Linked DNA regions of Mus musculus: region 1 is linked to region 2. A link is a loop called in an ENCODE intact Hi-C map of the cell type or tissue named here. Cell type or tissue: heart. All regions are shown on one strand. Links, peaks and the distances in the headings refer to the core of each region. The heading gives the core; the rest is flanking DNA. Region 1 overlaps Snx9 (sorting nexin 9). Region 2 has its middle 4.6 kb from the start of 3300005D01Rik.

What was found. Peaks named below come from ENCODE experiments on the same cell type or tissue, not always from the same donor. Only the 100,000 strongest peaks of a DNase experiment are listed, where the experiment ranks them.
Region 1: a loop joins it to region 2, with 7 times the contacts of the local background. A loop is called at or near these places in 7 of 42 quality-filtered maps.

What each region holds. Positions count from the first base shown.
Region 1 is chr17:5,921,852-5,924,765 of GRCm38, forward strand. Snx9 (sorting nexin 9) reads left to right here. Exons shown (of 18, transcript NM_025664.6): 13 at 279-356; 14 at 2,754-2,830. Among named protein-coding and RNA genes, the nearest start is that of Gm46599, 5.0 kb to the right of the region's middle. In heart, for the core only: a CTCF peak has its summit at 1,640; no DNase peak of the experiment used is centred there.
Region 2 is chr17:5,792,644-5,795,513 of GRCm38, forward strand. No RefSeq gene overlaps it. Among named protein-coding and RNA genes, the nearest start is that of 3300005D01Rik, 4.6 kb to the right of the region's middle. In heart, for the core only: no CTCF peak of the experiment used is centred there; a DNase peak (open chromatin) is centred at 1,918; H3K27ac peaks cover 705 bases.

The sequences.
Region 1 (2,914 bases), core at 318-2,817, 130 kb after region 2:
TCTTGTAAGGGGGCCTCTTCCCCTGTGCGCCATCCAGTGAACCAGTGTGGGGGTGGGTTGTTCAGAATAAAGTGTGCTGCTAGTTGAGCAATCAGTTAAAAATTAAATAGACAGTTAATTAAAGAAATCAGTAGTTAAAAAATCATTTCATCAATATTTCATTACAGAATAGATGCTATTTTCAATCATTTGAATGGTTTTTTTCTGAGTCACTGCCAGAGAATGGTAAATGCACTTCAGACCGCTCCGAGAACTAATCAGTTATCAATTCCTTCCAGCCTTACCCAAGGAGTATCAGAAGATAGGGAAGGCTCTGCAGAGCTTAGCGGCAGTGTTCAGCTCCAGCGGTTATCAAGGTACGGGGCAGTTGTTAATACTTTTCTTGTTAGTAACTGTACAGTGATTGTCCCCCTTGAATCACGTGAGCACGTGTGTGCGTTATGTGGTGCACATGTCAGGGTTAGAGGTATTTCCTCAACTTAGAATTATTTTTAATTTAAATTATTTTTTACAGTCCATATTCTATTCCCCCCAGACCCCAACCCTCCCTCCGATTGCTCCACATCTCACATCTTCTCTCCACCCCACCCCATCTCCACATGGATGCCCCTAACGCCCACCCCACCTGACCTCTAAACTCCCTGGGGCCTCCAGTCTCTTGAGGGTTAGGTGCATCATCTCTGAATGAACACACACCCGGCAGTCCTCTTCAGTTATGAGTTATAGGTTTAGTTCTATACCCCATTTTTTGATTGGGTTGTTTGGTTTTTTGGTCATTAACTTCTTGAGTTCTTTATGTATTTTGGATATTAGAATTTTATGTATAAAGCGCTGGTGGTCTTCTCTTGTGGCTCTCCATAAAGCATACAGTAGGTGCTGGTACACTGTCATAAAGCATACAATAGGTGCTGTGTCACCCTGCTGTGCCTTAGAGCATGTGGGTTTACTCTTCCTGAGCAGAGTGAGGCTCCGAGTGCCTGCTGAGGGCACCAAGAGCAGCCTGTACCATCTCTGCTGTCAGCCAATGAGCAGTTGATATTTATATTGCACAGGACACTGGCATTAAATGTACTCAGTATATTTTATGACTTATTAAGTTTATTAAAACTTGTTTTTAAAGAGCTTCTCAATTCCTCTGGTTGGCATCTGTTTTAAGACAGTGCTCAGTGGCTGTTCAGCTTGGTCTTCTAATTATTTAAATGAGCTTGGTTCCTAAGGCTGCCTTAATTCCACCAGATAAATCTCTGGCTGCATCCACAGCAGTATGGATAGTGACACTAGAACAGTGTAAGAATTGTTGGCATGACCCTGCCAAACCATGAAACATCCCATAGTCTTGGAGATCCTTGCATGGAAATGTCTTTAGTAAGACAGCCAGCCGTGAGAAGGCGTAAGGACGGCACCTACATGGAGGAACACAGTATGTGGCCTGGCACCCTTCACCAAAGTGAGCCAGGTGCCTCCCTCAGATATGCCCATTTGAGGAGTCTCCCCCTGGCCAAGGAAGAAAATTGGACCATTGGTGAAAACAGTAATTGCCACAAAATGAGGTCTAGCACACATATGCACACCAGAATTAATAAGATACTTGGAATGTAATCCCAGGGCCTTGGGGGAGCGTGGGCTCCATCTGCAGTTCTGAAACTGTAACGACAGGCACACGCATTGGCGCTGCTTTCCCTGTTCAGATGTCACTTGGTGGTGGCCAGGGGCTCCGCAAAGCAGGGGTTCCTGATGGAAGAGTTTTAAAGAAGAACAAAGAAGCGATGTCAGAGAAAGGTGCAGTTCTGTCAGAGACGATCGAGGCCGCTTCTGGAAGTGCAAAAACTAGACTCAGCTAGAAACTGACTATGGATCAGGTTAAGCCTCCAGGCCTGGTGGCCCGCGTGAGGGCATGGGAGGGACAGAGGGTGTCACCACAGACATTGAGTGTGTAGTGCATGACTCACACTCCTAACACCCCACAAAAAGACAGGGGTGACAAGAGCCCCAGGTTAAGGAACATGCCATCCTGTCTGTGTGTGCACTACCTTTGCACACTGGCTCTCACAGAGCCTGCCTGAGGTGCTGGAGGCCCACACGCTGCTCTGCTCCTCGTGAGAGCAGAGCCATGACCTTTTCCTAGGTGTGCCGCAGTGTCCTTGTTCTTTAAAGATTGCCTAGAACGTGATGTGTGTCCCAGGAAAAGAGAAACCGGGAGCACGGGGTCTAGATGGAAAAGCTGGTCACTGTCTGAGTTAGAGTTTCTATGGCTGTGATCAAACACTAACCAAAAGCCACTTGGAGCAAAGCATTTGTTTTAGCTTACAATTGAGGAAAGTCAGGGCAGGAACTGTTGCAGAGGCCATAGAGGAACTCTGTTTACTGGCCTGTGCCTCCTAGCTAGCTTAGCCCCCTTTTGTATAGCACTGAGGACCACCAGCCTAGGGGGTGGAGCCACCCACGGTGAGCTGGGCCCTCCTGCGGTGATCATTAGTAAGGAAAATGCACCCGAGGCCAGCCTAGTTTTTGATTTTCTCAGCCGAGGTGTCTTCTTCCAATGACTCTACAGCTTATGTCAAGCTGACATTAAAAGCACAGACACCATCTGCTGTCTGGAAACCAAAGAGTGGGGGATGGGAGTTCTCACCAACGTTGACAGTTTTTAAGTTTTCTACACTAAAACTATCAATAAAGTCTGTAACAAAAACCGTAAGTGTGGGGGAATATGTGTAACACAGTATAGTCTCTTCCAAGACTGCTGTCTGTTTCAGGAGAGACCGACCTTAACGATGCAATCACAGAAGCTGGGAAGACGTATGAGGAGATCGCCAGCCTTGTGGCAGAGCAGGTACTGCTGGGATCACACTCCCCAGCCCACATTGGTTGTTTAAACCCAAACAGCTGTCCCCTTTCTGTTTCTGTGGCTTTCTGT
Region 2 (2,870 bases), core at 371-2,870:
TGCTGTCCCCACTGCTGCTGGTCCCAGCCACTGCTGTTTCCTGCTGCTGCATTTGCTGGGTTGCTGGGTTGCTGGTTGGAGATATTCTGACAACGAAGATTAGACTTGCCCCAGGAAACTCAATGCCCCTAGTCAGCAGGAAGCAGTCTGGAGGTCTATGCCCCCTTCCCCCTCTAACCTTCTTTCTCCCCTACCCAGTGTTGGGGGGCAGGGTTGAAAGGGTGGTAGATATAAGAGCCCAATAATGTAGCCCCAAAAGAATGTCTAGAGAATACTCTTCAGCCTTGGGAAGAAATCCTGCAGCATGAGACGCCATGGATGTCCCTTGAGGTCAGTGACAGAGGTGAAACAAGCTCAGACACTGAAAGACAAATACTATATGATGTGCCTAAAATGGTCAAATTCACTGCAAAATAGGACCATGTAATTTGTTGCCAGAGATGAGGGGCACATGAAGTGTTGGCTTTGCAATGGGGAACCACTTGCTGTTACACGTATGTAAGCCCCGAGCACCTGCTGCCAGTGTAGTTAAGACTGTGTGCTTGAAAGCTCAAGAAGATGGCTCTTGTGCTGGGGAAATGTAGCTGTCTATGGAAAAGGTTGTAGCTGTTGCTTTTGCTGCTGCAATAAAACACCGTAGTCCTACGTAATTTAGGGGAGAAGAGGGTGGCTATGGTTCTAGAGGGAGTATCTGTAATGGCAGGGAAGGCGAGTCAGCAGGGGGCCAGCGCAGGAAACTGAGTGGTCACATCTTTAACCACATGCTGAGAGAACGACCCGGAAGTGGGCCAAGAACTGAAAGCCCACCCCCAGACACATACTTCCTCCAACATGGTTTCAAGTCCTAAAGGTTCCAGACCTCCCCACACAGTCCCACCAACTGGGGACCAAGTGTACCAACACCTGAGTCTATGGGGACATCCTCAGTCAAACCACCCCAGCAGGCAATTGTGAGGTGTGCAAGACTGTGTAAGATACACCCAGCCTTAGCTCTCCCTAAACAAGGAGCATAGAGGTTCAAGAGTAGAGTAATTCAAGAAAGTGGACCAATTCACAGCCGCACACAGTCAGGGAGGTAAGCTAGTCCCAGGCCTTACTTAACTAGATGCCACAGAGCAGTTTTGCTATGAGATCTTTCCCTTATCATCTCTGGGTAGTTGCCAAGTCCCAAGACGAGATATAACCATGACAAAGTCCTTAGGAGAAGTAGAGACCATCTTTGGTAGGAAAACACCTTCACAGCAGCTATCAAAGTCCCTCCAATGCCTCGCTGGCTGGAGAGAAGCCCTGTTCTTTCCTAAACCCGCTATGCCTCTCCTACCTTTGTTCAGACTCAGTAACACTGTGTTGAGGGCAAATATGGGAATCTCAACTAAGGCAGGGTCTGGGCAACAGGGAGGAGGCCAGGGCTGTTAGGAACCCAACAGACAGGTCTGTGTTTATTTGGCACTGCTTGATTTGAGACACAAAGTGCTTCTCGACACTGAGGCTATGCATAGGGTACATGGCGTGAAAAATGAGCACACATCCACAGTGAGAAGACAATATTGTCACAGCCAAGCTCAGCCTTGTGCCTTGGGCTTTGAAGCAGAGTGGGCTGCTCCCATAACAATTCTGACACTTGAGTGTCAAGGCAACAAATGGGTACTCAGAACATGGGTAGAAGAAGAAAGAAGGCGGGAGAGCCATCTAAGCAGACAGGCACACCACTGGAGATATCATCTGAAACAGAAAGGCCAAGCCCATGACTAAGGTGACCCCTGCCAACCTCTCAAGCAAGCTCCCAACACTCCCCTTCCCATATCTAACAGGAAACACATGGGGGCACACACACACACACACACACACACACACACACACACAGTGGCCCAACCGCCGCTCTCCAGTTACAACTTCCAGGAAATTATTCCAGGAAGTGAAAGCATTTCCGGAAAGCAACACCTCAGGGAACAGAAGTGCTGCCCTGCACAGGAAGTTCTGTCAGGGAAGCAGTTCTCCAGAACAGATGACCCCAGCATCCCGAAGGAAGCTAGCTGCTAACTGTCTCGAACTCTGTGGCTGCTGCTCAGAAATAAAGGTCAAAAGAGTCACCTTACCTAATTGTGAACTGCAGAATCCAAATTAGAAGACTTTAAATTTGGCTAAACTAACTGTTTGAAAGGAAGATGTCTGAGCAGTGCAATTGTTATCCCTGGGGCTTCCCTGAGGCCCCTGAGAGGGTCTGCCCACTGCTCAGAAGGGTCAGTCAGAAGGGAGTCATGCCACAGGAAGTGACCCAGTGAGTTTCTTCTCACTGCTTAATGATGGGAAGGCTCCTGGAATCCAGGGCTTGCCCACACATCCATCAACTGCCTGACTTTAAGTAGCAAGTATGACAGTTCTTCAAATTTAGAATACAGGTGTAACTGCTGCTCTGTCTTGCTTTCATGAGAAGCAGAGGGCTTCAATCTGCCTAAAAGCCAGGCGCCACTGCCTCAGCCTCAATTTACCCAGCTCAGCTCTAGTTGTTATATTCAAAACGGCACCTGTATCCGTCCCAGGATTCTTGCTACCCTGAGAGAATCCTCCAAAACATTCAACATAAGCCATCTCTCCTGGCCAGTGATATAATATAGATATGAAGTTGACATGAACCCTAGCCTTGATCCCCAAGATGTGGATAAAGCCTACTGAGGGCTCCTAGAAAGGAACGGGGTGAGAAACCTTTAATACCAGGACTTGGGAGGCAGAGGCAGGTAGATCTATGAATATGAGGCCACTCTGGTCTACCAAGTGTGTTCCAGGACAACCAGAGCTAAACAGAGAGAGCCTATATTGAAAGAAGGAGAACAAGAAAAAAAAAAAAAAAAACAAGCTCAGTCTCTGGGTCA